Regions from separate parts of the Homo sapiens genome. Here all the other regions are linked to region 2. Evidence: chromatin contacts called from ENCODE Hi-C or POLR2A ChIA-PET data. All regions are on one chromosome and are shown on one strand. The core of a region is the stretch at or near the end of the contact, and the rest is flanking DNA. Distances in the headings are between cores, read along the strand shown. Region 1 holds the start of SMCR8 (SMCR8-C9orf72 complex subunit). Region 2 holds the start of PEMT (phosphatidylethanolamine N-methyltransferase). Region 3 holds the start of ZNF624 (zinc finger protein 624).

Region 1 (4,681 bases), core at 2,119-4,618, 720 kb after region 2:
AAGGGGAAGAAGTGGCCCTGGCCCCTGTTGTCATGGAGCAGCAGTAGGCCAAAAAGGTGGTAAATCCCATTTGAGAAAAGCCCTAATAATTTTGGCATTGGATATCTAGCCTAAGGGCCTCACCCACTTTGTCAAATAGTCCCGCTATAAATGGCTGCTGCGGCAGAGCCGCTGTACTCTATAAGTGGCTGATGTGCCACCTGGGATTGACCAGTTCACCCAGGCCTCAGACTACCAAACTTAAGCTACTCAATTGCTTAAGCTGGCCCACAGTACAGACAAGAGACAGAGCAAGGGATGAGATCGAAACCGTTGGCCCAGGCTGAGAAGAAAGCTTCCAGCAAAGGGGATGTCGCTACTAAGAGACCACCTACACTTCGAGCAGGGGTTGACACCGTCACCAACTTGGTAGAGAGCATGAAGGGTCAGCTGGTGGTGGATCCCATTGAGCTGGTTGTCTTCCTGCCTGTGCTGTGTCCTAAGATGGGGATTCTCTACTGCACCGTCAAGACTGTGGTGTCAAATTCCACAGGAAGACCTGCACCACTGTCACCTTCACAAAGGTTAACTTTCTGGTAGACAAAGGAGCTCTGGCTAAGCTGGTGGGACAAATTACAACGACATATGAGATCTGCTGTCACTGGGGAGGCAATGCCCTGGGTCCAAAATCTGTAGCTTGCATTACCAACCTAGAAAAGGCAAAGGCTAAAGAATTTGCCACTAAACTGGGTTAAGTACACACTGTTGTGTTTTCTGTACATAAAAATAAAAATTCTCTTTCCAAGAAAAGTCTTTCCTTTTGGCTGGAACTGCCATCTTGGAGTAATTTGCCAAAATGACGAACACAAAGGAAAAGAGGACGAGGCATCTGATGTATGTTCTCCTGGCCTTATAGAAAACATGGAGTTCGAGCTGGGCACGGTGGCTCACGCCTGTAACCCTAACACTTTGGGAGGCTAAGGCGGGTGGCTCACCTGAAGTCAGGAGTTCAAGACCATCCTGGCCAACACAGTGAAACTACTAAAAATACAAAAAATTAGCTGGGCATGGTGACAGGCACCTGTAATCCCAGCTACTAGGGAGGCTGAGGCAGGAGAATCGCTTGAACCCGGGAGGCGGAGGTTGCAGTGAGCTGAGATCACACCATTGCACTCCAGGCTGGGCAACAAGAGCAAAGCTCCATCTCAAAACAAACAAACAAAACAAAACAAAAATATGGAGTTTCTCTGGCCACAGACACCAGAATCTACAATGAAGGTGATATTGAGGACTTCGTGAGAATGCATACTGTTCAAAAGGGAATGACCCACAAATGTTACATGGCAGAACTGGAAAAGTCTATGTTACCCAGCATGCTGTTGGCACTGCTGCGAACAAGGGCTAGATTCTTGCCCAAAGAATTAATGTTTCTATTGAGCATATTAAGCACTCTAAGAACCAAGATCTTTCCTGAAATGTGTGAAGGAAAATGATCAAAAAAGAAGCAAGTCAAAGAGAAAGGGTTCACCTGAAGTGCCAGCCTGTTCCATTGAGGGAAGTACACTTTGTGAGAACCAATGGAAAAGAGCCTGAGCCGCTGGAACCTATTCCCTATGGATTCATGGTATGATAGGGTAAAAATAGATAAATACAAGACCTCTGGATTGCTTAAAAAAAAAAAAAAAAAAGGGAGAGAGAGAGAATGAATTCAGCAGAGCCTTGAAGGATAAGAAGTTAGGCGTAGGAGAACCATTTTTCAATGTCTACTTCATTGTCTAGAAGTAGACAAACCTTGGGGCTGGTCACCAGGACTTCTAGCACTGGAAACAGGTAAAGCTGTCAGCCAGCATTCACACAACCCTGGCTCCACTCCCACTATCCTTGATCTGGAAACAGGTCTTAGGACCCTGGGAACTAAAGAAAAATGAGCAGGGAACTTCCACCCATGCTCTTAGAAAAGTTCTCCAGAAAACCATTTCAGGATCTACTTTTGTTATCTGAGATATTTTCCTGGACAGCTCTTTATGTCTCCCGTGGCACCTCCTTTATGAAACTTTTTCTTATCCTCCCTTGCGTTTGTGCCTCCCGTGTGTGTAGAACACATTCTTACCACTTACCTCTCTCAGAATCAGTTCATTCGGGTAGGAACAGGGCTGACTTCAAATCTAATCCCCAAACCTTACCGTGTTGCTGTAAGTGTGCACTGTGAGGCTGGAAAGTCACAAGGGCTGTAGAATGCAGTGGCTGTGGCACAGGATGGGGAGGGCTAGGTTGGCTGGGGAACGATCGGGCAGGGCTTGAATGCCAAGTTAAGGGAATCTGGTCAGTAGTTCCCAAATGAATTTCTGAATCTCTAGGGAAAAACAGTAAAATACACACTTCCCCAGCCTCACACAAGACCCGAAGGGCAGCCAGCGCCCGAGGCGATTCCGAGAATCAGACAAGTTTGGGAACCTGCTAAGCGCAAGCAAAACAAAAGGTTTCCACGCAAATGAGTGAGATGTATCAACTACGTTTTAAAATGCACTCCAGTCCGAGAGCAGACAGGAGGCCACTGCAATAATCCAGACGAGGGGCAGTGAGGCCTGAGAAATGGGAGATAATCGCCTTCATCTCGATTCTTGGCGCCCACCACGCTGTCCCGCTCGGTGGGCCTCCCTTAAGGCACGCAGCTGATCGGAACGCGCTTTCTTACCCGCCTCATGCGACCGTTTGACAGCAGGTCGGCGATCCCCTTGGCCGCGTCGTTTTTTTCGGCCACACAGAGGACTTTCCGCACGCCTCGGAGGGCCATCTCCATGGCGGCGCGGGAAAAGGCACGGTCTTCGGGCCGTCGCAGCCACCGGAGCGCGTAGCGGGCGACAGGAAAGATCATCCTCAGACCTCGCGCCCGGAGCCGCTCCCCGGCTGCCGGCGCATCCTGGGGAAGCCAGAGATGAGGCTCAAATGGCGCCCACCGAAAGGGAACCAGAGCCTCGCTTCGGTCACGTCCCCACCAGCCTGCTGGCCTTTGGAGCTTCAGTCACTGAGCCTTTCCCGTGCCGCAGCCGCCGCCTCAGCACCGAATCCAGTATCTTGGCGTGGAACTTCCGCCCGCCTTCTCCAGCTACTTCCGCCAGGCGCGCGCCCCACAGCGACCTGGAACTACAACTCCCAGACTGTCCCGCGCCCCTCGTCCAAGCACGTTCCCCTCTGCCACCTTCCCGCCGCCCCCGTCTCACTCCGCCCCTCTTTCCCCTCCTTCCCGGCAGTGGTTGGTTAATCGGACTCCTTCTTGCGGGGAGCCGCCAGACACTCCCATCCAAGGCCTCTTTCTCATGACTTTTTAATCTCCTGCTCGGAAGTCTACGAGGACGCTTCCGGGTCACGCGGCGCGGACACCAGGAGTCATGTGATGTCAAGATGGCGGCGCCGCGGTAGCAGGATCCGGGTTGTGGCGTCCTAGGAGCCGCGACGGTTTCTGCCCTCGGGCAGTGAGGGGCAGCAGCGCTTGGCTGACCCCTGCGGCGTCCCGTAGCCTCGCGTTAAGCCTTGTTCAGAGCGGGGGCTTTTGCTGTCGCAGTGGGTTCCGGAGAGTGCAGGTGATTTCGCAGCAGGTTTCTTGTGCTGGCCGCGCTCGCCGGACGAAGAAGAGAAGGGCAGTTGGGCCTGCGGCCTTGGCGTTCATGAGGCCTCAGAGAGCTCCGGAGGAGCTACAACTGTGAGGGGGCTGCTAGAGTTCTTCTCCTCGGGTGTGTGAGAAGCAGCCTAGGACCCCGGGTTCGGGGAGTCGCAAAGAAGGCCGTAAGGGCTTCACTTCCTTCTCCGGAGGCCTGCCTTCTGCGCGTCGATTAACACCGCATTCTTTCCCACTTCCTCTCAATGTTTTCTTCATATATCTGGAAATATGATCAGCGCCCCTGACGTAGTGGCCTTCACCAAAGAGGAAGAGTATGAAGAAGAGCCTTACAATGAGCCGGCCCTGCCTGAGGAGTACTCGGTGCCGCTCTTCCCCTTCGCCAGTCAGGGTGCTAACCCCTGGTCAAAACTGTCCGGGGCCAAGTTTTCGAGGGACTTCATTCTTATTTCCGAGTTCTCTGAGCAGGTGGGACCCCAACCCTTACTGACCATCCCCAATGACACCAAAGTTTTTGGCACTTTTGATCTCAATTACTTCTCCCTGCGTATCATGTCTGTGGATTACCAGGCTTCCTTCGTGGGCCATCCTCCTGGATCTGCCTACCCCAAGCTGAACTTCGTGGAGGACTCCAAGGTGGTGCTGGGAGATTCTAAGGAGGGCGCCTTTGCATACGTGCACCACCTTACCCTATACGACCTGGAGGCCCGTGGCTTCGTGAGGCCGTTTTGCATGGCTTATATCTCTGCAGACCAGCATAAAATCATGCAGCAGTTCCAGGAGCTTTCAGCCGAATTTTCCAGAGCTTCTGAGTGCTTGAAGACTGGCAACAGGAAGGCATTTGCTGGGGAACTTGAAAAAAAGCTGAAAGACTTGGATTACACCAGGACAGTGCTACACACAGAAACGGAGATCCAGAAGAAAGCCAACGACAAAGGCTTTTACTCATCTCAGGCAATTGAGAAAGCCAATGAACTGGCCAGTGTGGAGAAGTCCATCATTGAACATCAAGACCTGCTGAAGCAGATCCGCTCATACCCTCATCGGAAGTTGAAGGGGCATGATTTGTGTCCTGGTGAGATGGAG
Region 2 (4,637 bases), core at 281-2,780:
GTAGGGGTAGGACCCATCACTCATCTGACTGCATGTTGTAATTCAATGGACAGTTTACTAAAGTAATAGTCTTCTTCCTGTCCTCTGCTGAGCACCCATCTGGCCAACGGTCCTGCGCTCCCTCAGGGCCAGCGGCCCATCTCCTCCTGTGCCTCCTGGAGGGCTTCGCAACTGCCTCCCTCCTCTGGGGAATCTTGCCCCACTGACTGACCTTTCGGCTCTCAGATCCCAGGTCCCTCCCTCGCAGATACGGCAACAGGCTCTCTTGGGATTTCAATCCCGCCTTCCCATCAGCTACTCTTCAAAACACTAACTGGTATTAGCTCCTTCAGAGAACTCTCTGGCTTTCCAGGCCTACAATCTCCCTCCCTAGAATGAAAGCTCAGTGACAGAAGTGCCCTTAAACTTCTGAGTGACACGAGGCCCTCAGCCGGCCCTGAATCAATACTGGCTGGATCAGTGAGTGAATAAATGCACATGTGAGTAAGGAATGAAGGGAGCGAAAGAACTGGATTAGAAGCTGCTTGGGGCAGAGATGTGCCTTACAGGCTTCATGAAGAGTGGGTGATGAAAAAGGTAAATGGAGCATCTAAGAGGAAGCTTTGATAGAAGGGAGAATGCAAGAGAGGTTGGAAATTGGAATCCATTGGAATTGGGAGCCTGGGGAGATGCCAGGACAGGCACTCTCTGGCCTAGGACTCTGCAGAGGGCAGCCTCAGCAGGCAAGCCAGGCCCCCAGCTTCTGGGGCCGGTCGCACCCATTATGGCCCCGAAACGGCTGGGTGGTGGTCTGCAGCCTGCCCAGGGCCGGCTGGGAGACAGGCAGGGTCCCCACCACTCTCTTGCCTCTGGGCAAAAGCTGGCCTCCTGACCCTGGGGGATGGACGGGAGCAGGGGCCACACAACACACTCCCAAACATATAATCGGCCTCCTTCACCCTCGCCCACGCTCAGTCACACACAGCCTCGGTCATACACACTCACACTCACTCTCCGGCACACTCTCAGAGCATCACATAATTTCAGTGAGACACAATCCCAAAGACTAACACGGACAACCTCTGAGTCTCACACAATCTCAGGGCCACACACAGGCACACAATCAGACGAGCTCAGGAACGCCCCCGTCTCTGACACACGCAATCTGAGGTTTACACGCGCGCGCACACGCACACACACAGACACCAGCCGGCGCTCCCGCACGCGGCTCCCCCACCCCCGCCACGCCACGCCCCCATTGCCTGGGAACTGGCGGCCCCGCCCCGCAGCGTTTGAGGCGCCGCAAGCCTTCACGCCCCTCGGGCCTTGCAGATCCCTCTCCCAGTTTCCGCGGCGGTCCGGTGCGGTCAGTACCTGTCTAAAATCAATATTGCCGAGGCCTCCGCAGCAGTCAGGCCCTGCCACCGAGCTGTTCGTTACCTCGGCTCCCGGGTTCCCAGATCTCTTCATCCGGGGGCCGCCTCAGGAGGCACCACGCGGGCCCCGCTGCAGCCACGCGCCCCCGGAACCGGACCTATAGAGCCGGGTAAGTGCCGCCAGTCGGGGCGCTTTCCCGGTGACCCCCAACATATTCCGGCCTTCTGGGAAATGTAGTTCCCCGTCACCGCGAAGTGCCTCTTTATCTGGGGGCTCGCGACAGCGTCTAGAGGAGCCGAGAACTACAAGTCCCAGTGTGTTTCGCCGCAGAGCCTGCCGGTTCCGCTGCAGCTACGTAGCAGTATCCCCTTGGATCCGGCCTCCCGCCCAGTGCCTTTGGTCGCCGGCTGCCGCACCCGAGCCTGTAACTGACCTGGCGTCCCTGCCCTTGCCTGGCGGCGGTGGGGCTAGAGGCCGGGGGCCGCGGGTCGTAGCTATAAGCAGCTTCCCGCGCAGCCTCCTGCGGACTTGGACTTGGCCCGGGTCACACACGCCCAGGGCCCCACACGCCCAGGGCCCCACGCCCTCTTCTGAAATTCGCTTTACTCTGGGGGCGGTGCGCGACGAGCACTGCCTAGAGCTTCCCGCCCCCGCGGCGCCCAGGCTCTTTAGCTCGGCCAAAGACCCCTCCTCCACTCATTTTTTCCTTCATTCATTCTCTCATTCACTCTCGAGTATTTTCTGAACCAGACTGTGCGCTGAGGGTACGGTAGGGAACAACACAGAGTCCCCCGCCCTCGCTTCCTCCTGACTGAGATAAAAGACAAAATGTGAATAAAGGGTTATAATATGGATGAGTACTGTGGTGGAAAAAACGGGGTGGGTCAAATGGTACGGAAGGATGCTGTCTTAGAATGTGCAGGGGAGGTGCCAGATGTGCCAAGTGTGAGGGCAGGGCAAACAAGGCAAGACGAATGGTATGTACAAAGGCCTGGAGACAGGACGGGCACCTAAGGAACAGAGAAAAGACCGGTGAGCTGTGGAGTAGTGATGGAGGGGGTCAAATGGAGAAGAGTTTAGACGATCGGGTCCCAGAAGAACCCCTTTTGTAGGCCGGGTGTGGTGGCTCATGCCTGTAATCCCAGCACTTTGGGAGGCCGAGGTGGGCGGATCACCAGAGGTCGGCAGTTCGAGACCAGCGTGACTAACACGGTGAAACCCCGTCTCTATTAAAAATACAAAAAATAGCCGGGTGTGGTGCGCGCACCTGTAATCCCAGCTACTCAGGAGGCTGAGGCAGGAGAATCGCTTGAACCCAGGAGGTGGAGGTTGCAGTGAGCGGAGATGGTGCCATTGCATGCCAGCCTGCGCGACAGAGCGAGACTCCCTCTCAAAAAAGAAAAAAGCCCTTTTGTAGCCAGGTGTTATGTAATATGGGGAAATAGACTGAGAGGTTCCAAGATTTGCTCAGTCACCCAGACTGCTGGGGGCCCAGACAGGACTTCTGCAGTCAGCTGCTTCCTGCTCCAGATGGCCCGTTTCTCTCCACCTTGGCCCACAGCACCTACCAGTGTTGAGCATTTACTGAGCAGCCACTGTGTGCTGCTTTAGAGGTAGTCCCAATCTTCACAACATCGCTAGGATGGGGCAGGCCAACCGAGGAGACAGGAAAGACACTGGCTTTGGAGCATGCACTATCTCTGTGACTGAGCCCACCTTCATTTTCCTCAAAAGTAAAAGGGAAATACATGTTGGTAAAACTCATCACCCAGGAACTGGCCTGTGGGAAGTGCTCAGTAGGCATTGGCCCCCGGCAGGGCTGGGGACACAGGCTCAGGGCTGGTTCTCTGACTTACCACTGTTACTAATGAGTGTCGGGACCCTTTCCCTGCTCAGTGTCCAGGCAGAGCTGCTAGAGGCAGAGCCATTTCTGAAGGAGCCCCCCGCAGCGGGAGGGCTTCTAGCAAGTCTTTCCCCTCCGCCTACCACACATCCACTTCACTGATGTTCCAGTCTTCTGACCTAACTGGTCACTCCTGTTTTGTTAAGCCCAGAAAACAAATTTTTGTGCGTTTGCTTTATCTGAGAACAAAGTAAGGCAACCGTAAGAGGTCACACCAGAACTGATGCAGTCCGATCCTCTACTCCAGCCTACCCAACCTGGGCCACCCTTCCTCTGTGAAAAGCAAACACCCCACCCAGGAGACAGACTTGCAGCTTGAAACAAGTCAGATAAAAACCTCCTGCCTGGCTCACACCTGGAATCCCAGCACTTTGGGAGGCCGAGGCAGGCGGATCATGAGGTCAGGAGTTCAAGACCAGCCTGACCAACACAGTGAAACCCCGTCTCCACTAAAAATACAAAAATTAGCTAGGCATGGTGGTGCACACTTGTAATCCCAGCTACTCAGGAGGCTGAGTCAGGAGAATTGCTTGAACCCAGGAGGTGGAGGCTGCAGTGAGCCGAGATCGCGCCACTGCACTCCAGCCTGGGCCAGGCTGGGCATGGTGGCTCACGCCTGGAATCCCAGCACTTTGGGAGGCCAAGGCGGGCAGATCACGAGGTCAGGAGTTCGAGACCAGCCTGGCCAGCATGGTGAAACCCCGTCTCTACTAAAAATACAAAAATTAGCCAGGCATGGTGGTGCACACCTGTGATCCTAGCTACTAAGGAGGCTGAGGCAGGAGAATCACTTGAACCTGGGAGGTGGAGGTTGCAGTGAGCCGAGATTGCACCACTGCACTCCAGCCTGGGCGACAGAGATTCCATCTAAAAAAATAAAAATAAAAAACCCTGCCAAAGATACTTTGGGGCACAAGTACTTGCCTGAGCCTTTCAAAAGTTCCCAAGTCTGAGAGCTTGTAGAGAAATTATCCAGGCCAACCTCCCTCACTGAAACATTCCTTCTGTGGCATCTTGGGCAAATGGAAAAGTTGGTTCTGCTTACGTGCCGCCAGTGATGAGAGGTTCCCCACCTCTTGAGGTCGCCCGCTCCACTGATGGACAGGGGTCCATTAACCCAAAGTCATGATACCCATTAACCCAAAGTCACCCTTCCTGAAGCTTTAACAAACAAAAGTTCCTTTCTACCTTCAGGGTTATCTCTCTTTGCCCCTTGATTGAGCTCTTCAGATATAGGAAACCATTTATCATGGAACAGCTCCCAGGGCAAACCTCCTGATGGCCTCTCTTTTCTCTAACCCCACCTCCCTGGCTCCTGAATTATGAATCAGGCTGCAGAAACTCCCAGCAATCATTAAAATGGGGTTTTAGTGCTAAA
Region 3 (4,135 bases), core at 61-2,560, 940 kb before region 2:
ACAACCAAACTACAATAAATCCCTTGTTTTATTTTATAATTAGAATAAACAATATTTAACATTTAATATATTCAGCTTGATCTCAATTGTGCAAATGTAATGCATAGAAAAAAAGACTGAGTAACCCAAAACTCTACTGAGACCTCTGAGACCTGGGGCTGTGATGTTTACCCTTCTTTCTGCTTTTCTGTACTCTCCAAGCAGACAAGAAGAAGTATCTACCTATACATAGGAGTGTGGAATAGGAATAAAATCCCAGAGTGGCTGGCCACATCCCCAGGTTCTAACCCTGCTTTGGCTACCGTAAAACTGTGACCACAGGCAAGTCACTTGAGCACAACGAATCAGCTATTAGTACATGACAGTAGCCACCTTATATGTTTCTACTGTCCCCTTTGTCATTATGCAGAAGATATCTAGGCCACTATTCCCCAGTTATAATTTCCCTATTTACAAGCTCTGTCTTTCCAACTATTGCAAACGTATCCAGAGACTTAAGGAGAAACTTTACTTGTTTTGCTTCCTTGGCCAGTGCAGTTATTTAGAAATAATGAAGGGTCCATGTTTTTGCTGAGAATCTCAGCGCCATGTACCAGTCCAGCATTTCCCAACCAATGCAATAATACCATTGTCATGTCAGGGAGTGACAAGTGATTAAAAGGTGATTACAGTATTTGAAATGTGACATTTCAGGAAAAGCTGCCTCGGTTACTGAGTAGCGCAGGTCCCCCGATGTGGAACCTAGTTCCATCCCTGCCAGTTCAGAAGCCAGAGCGGATATGCTCCTGCCAACCTCGCCTTCTTTCCCTAACTGCTCTCCTCTACCCACTTCGGGTATGCCCTCCTCAGGGCCTGCAAGGCGCGGGGCTGGGAAGACCGGGAAAGTCGGGTCAGGGGCCCGCCCGCCCTACTCGACTCCCTGCGCCCTGCGCCCGGCTCTTTTTAACCCCAGCGCCGCCAGGCCCGCAGGGAGGGGGTTCCCGGGTTTGGACCCGGACTAGGAGGCCGCATAGGGCACGCGGCCCTACCTGTGAGGGAGGCCAGCTGGAGACTGAACCCACACTCGGGAAGGAGGCCCAGCCCCAATCGCCTCTCAGGAGTGGGCGGGTCCGCTCAGGGACAGGGGCTCTAGAGGGAACGGCCACGCCCCGGACGCCGCCGGGAGCCAAGCGCCAAGGGAGGGGCGGCGGGCAACCGAGGCCAGGCGCCCGGGACAACGAGTACCTGGCGGCCGAACTGAGGACAACTGAGGGAACTCGCAGAGCAGGGCGGGAACGCTTCCAGCAATGGCGGCGGCTCGGCGGTGCCGGCCTCCAGGCAGGGCATTGCGCCTGCGCAGCCGGAGCGTCGGAACTACAGTGCCCAGAATCCTCAGCGCCTGAGCCCCCCGCCCCTTTTGTCTGCGTTAGTGAAGGAATTGGCTCTTCGAGGGTGAGAAAAAATTCCAATTGGATACACTTCTGTTGAGAAGCCTTGACTATGTGTCAAAAGCAATAGCACTAGAGATACAAATAATGACACAACCCTTGTCTTGGAACATTTAGGTGCGACTAAAGAAAGCCGTCGAGAGAACAGATAGATGTGATCCAGACAAATATGTGAACAAGTGCTTGGAAACACATATTTCTGAACAATTCCCTTTATGACAATTCCCTCAGAGTTGGAAGAGACAACAATTGATGACTATAATGCCAATTAAGTAGAATGGATATGAATGTCTGAAAATAAGCTGGAAATTTTAAGGCCAAAATTCTTCGAAATACAAAGAAAAAACCTTTCTGAAGACAAATAGCTGTAGAAGTTCTCCTCAATGCATACAAATGATAATTCTTAAAACACAATGACTGAAAGTATTTATTTGCAACAAATTTATTTGACCACTTATTCAAGGGCTGCTCGTCCAAGAGCTATATTAAGGTCTATTTACTTTATCCCTACCAAAGGCGGTATTTTTTGAGGATAGAAACTACATCTCATGGAGTTTATCACTCAGAGTGCCTACTTAGGAGACTGCTTGCATACTGAATGAAACGAAGGAAGAATGAATGAATAATTTGGGACCCCACCTCCCAACACACTTCCACATATCGAAATGCACACGGAATGAGGTACATCTTCTAAGGAGAGTGGCATTGAAGAGTAATCAAAACAACAGGATATTCACAGGAGGACTGGAATAAAACGAAATTTCCAGTGAAAAAGATTACTCAAAATATTTATTCAATACACTCTGAAATTAGAAACTAAGCAAATGTCTTTTGGAGATCCCAGTTCCCTCACATTCCCCACAGATGAAGATGAGCCAAACAGAAGTCCAAAACTTAAACATTACAAAACAAATAATAAAATAAGACACTGTGACTGAAAATCAGCACAAACAATAAACGGCAGAAATATATCCCCCAAAACTTCAGAGGCAGAGCTCATTTGATTAAAAATTTAAAATTATTACATTTAAAATGTTTAAGGACATGATAGATGGAATTAAAAACATTATCAACAAACAACAGAATGTAAAATAAGCCACCAGGAAAGTTTAGAGAAACATACACATTTCGTTAAACTATTAAAAAAAAATGTTTAACACAATATTTAGGGTAGATTATTACTTCTACAGGGATAAAGTCCAGGAAAGACAGACACACAGGTGACTTCAAAGGTATTGGTAGTGTTTTATTTCTTAATTTTGGTAGGAGTACACTGTTCAATTTGTAGTGATATTTGTTATAGGCAATTTTGTGTGCATTTTATATTTAGTAATTTTTAAACTCTTAAAGAACTCTTCTGTGAAGGAAGAAACTAATGCTTTTTGGCTTCAAATAATAAACCAATGGTTAAAAGTTACTTGAAGATAGATTTTGATTCAGATTGTATAACTTTATGCTAACAACGAACAGCTTTAGAAAATAGAGTAGGCTACCTTGTGCAATAATGAATTTGAATTCTTTGGAGAAGTTCAGGCAGAGATTAGATGAATCCTTGCTTAGAATTTTTAAATGTCCTCTTGGGAATTTGATTGCATGACCTGCAAGCTCTCTTCCACATAAGCATTTTGTGTTTACATGAATATTCCTTTCATTACATTTATTTTTCCTCCCATTGGGCCAGGTAATGAATAGATTTGTATCATCATAATGTGTTATGGAATACTTAGGAATCAGTGACATTAAGGGATGACTTCGTCTGGGAAGAGTGGAACTTAATGGATTCCTCAAAAGGACTCTGCACAAGGGTGTGATATTGGGAAACTACAGGAACCTGGTCTCTCTGGGTAAGAAGAGTTTTGTTGTGACTCGCTATTTTTCTGTTGGACCAAATGGACCTTAGGATTCAGGGATTTATGATATCTTATGAACCCTTATGGAGTAGTTCTATCTCCATTTCCAAGTAAAAACTCTACTCTTTGTAAAGGGAAAAATTTATATTTTCATCAGCATATCTTGAAAACTCTACCTGAGGACAATCCCCCAGACCTAGGACTGTCTCTTTTAAAGTCTCTTTTCAGGTACTTCAATTCTGCCTTTTTAAAAAAATTAGAAAAATATATATTTTTGGCTAACTTATATTGGTTCTGTGATGCAGCATATTTTACCATTCTTGGGAGCACATATTTGACCCCTCCCAACTACCTTTGTAATCATATGGAACTCCCTATATTGATCATGCCTTCCAAAAGATTATGTCCACATAGAACTCCGGAATGGCTTTTTGTCACCAACATAGTGAAGTTCTATTTCCCTTTTCCCGAACAGGGCTTGCAGTTCCCAAACCAGACACAATCTCCCAGTTAGAGAAAGAAAAAGGATCCTAGATGATAGTGAGACAAATTTCAGGAAACTCCATCCAAATAAGTAAATGAGAATGAGGATAAGATTCATTGTAAGTAACATCCTCAGTTGGTGTTCAAAAGTTATCTTTTGCCTGGGTACAGTGGCTCACACCTGTAATCCGAGTGCTTTGGGAGCCCAAGGTGGGAGGATTGCTAGAAACCAACAGTTTGAGACCAGCTTGAGCAATATAGTGAGACCCCATCTCTTAAAAAAAATTTAAAAATTTACCAGGCATGGTGGCATTTGCCTGTAGTCCCAGCTACTCAGAGGCTGAGGTGGGAGGATCGCTTGAACCCAGGAGTTCA

The links. Hi-C counts contacts between places; a loop is a spot of excess contacts on that map. ChIA-PET counts read pairs that join two places held with the same protein, here RNA polymerase II (POLR2A). Pooled maps may share reads with other maps.
Region 1: a map of CD8-positive, alpha-beta T cell shows a loop between it and region 2 (25-fold over the local background). The contact joins the promoter of SMCR8 here to the promoter of PEMT in region 2. A Hi-C loop is called at or near these places in 4 of 168 maps with a recorded cell type or tissue (CD4-positive, alpha-beta T cell, CD8-positive, alpha-beta T cell, gastrocnemius medialis and 1 more) and 17 of 50 pooled maps. POLR2A ChIA-PET finds 5 or more read pairs at or near these places in 1 of 52 experiments (AG04450).
Region 3: a loop to region 2 is called in a map of CD4-positive, alpha-beta T cell, with 8 times the contacts of the local background. The contact joins the promoter of ZNF624 here to the promoter of PEMT in region 2. A Hi-C loop is called at or near these places in 1 of 168 maps with a recorded cell type or tissue (CD4-positive, alpha-beta T cell) and 10 of 50 pooled maps.

What each region holds. Positions count from the first base shown.
Region 1 is chr17:18,311,925-18,316,605 of GRCh38, forward strand. It overlaps SMCR8 (SMCR8-C9orf72 complex subunit), which reads left to right and starts at 3,369. Exons shown (of 2, transcript NM_144775.3): 1 at 3,369-4,681. The coding sequence starts at 3,866. TOP3A (DNA topoisomerase III alpha) reads right to left here and starts at 3,070. Exons shown (of 19, transcript NM_004618.5): 1 at 2,675-3,070. The coding sequence starts at 2,854. It also overlaps the pseudogene RPL7AP65 and the pseudogene RPL21P121. RefSeq lists enhancers at 2,119-2,642, 2,590-2,679, 2,690-3,039, 3,167-3,690, 3,380-3,429 and a silencer at 3,190-3,239.
Region 2 is chr17:17,590,178-17,594,814 of GRCh38, forward strand. It overlaps PEMT (phosphatidylethanolamine N-methyltransferase), which reads right to left and starts at 1,531. Exons shown (of 7, transcript NM_148172.3): 1 at 1,354-1,531. The coding sequence starts at 1,449. RefSeq lists enhancers at 976-1,717, 1,283-1,672.
Region 3 is chr17:16,652,540-16,656,674 of GRCh38, forward strand. ZNF624 (zinc finger protein 624) reads right to left here and starts at 1,311. Exons shown (of 6, transcript NM_020787.4): 1 at 1,225-1,311. LOC124903934 (a long non-coding RNA gene) reads left to right here and starts at 1,353. Exons shown (of 4, transcript XR_007065639.1): 1 at 1,353-1,431; 2 at 1,545-2,659; 3 at 3,109-3,879. RefSeq lists an enhancer at 555-1,065 and a silencer at 1,021-1,220.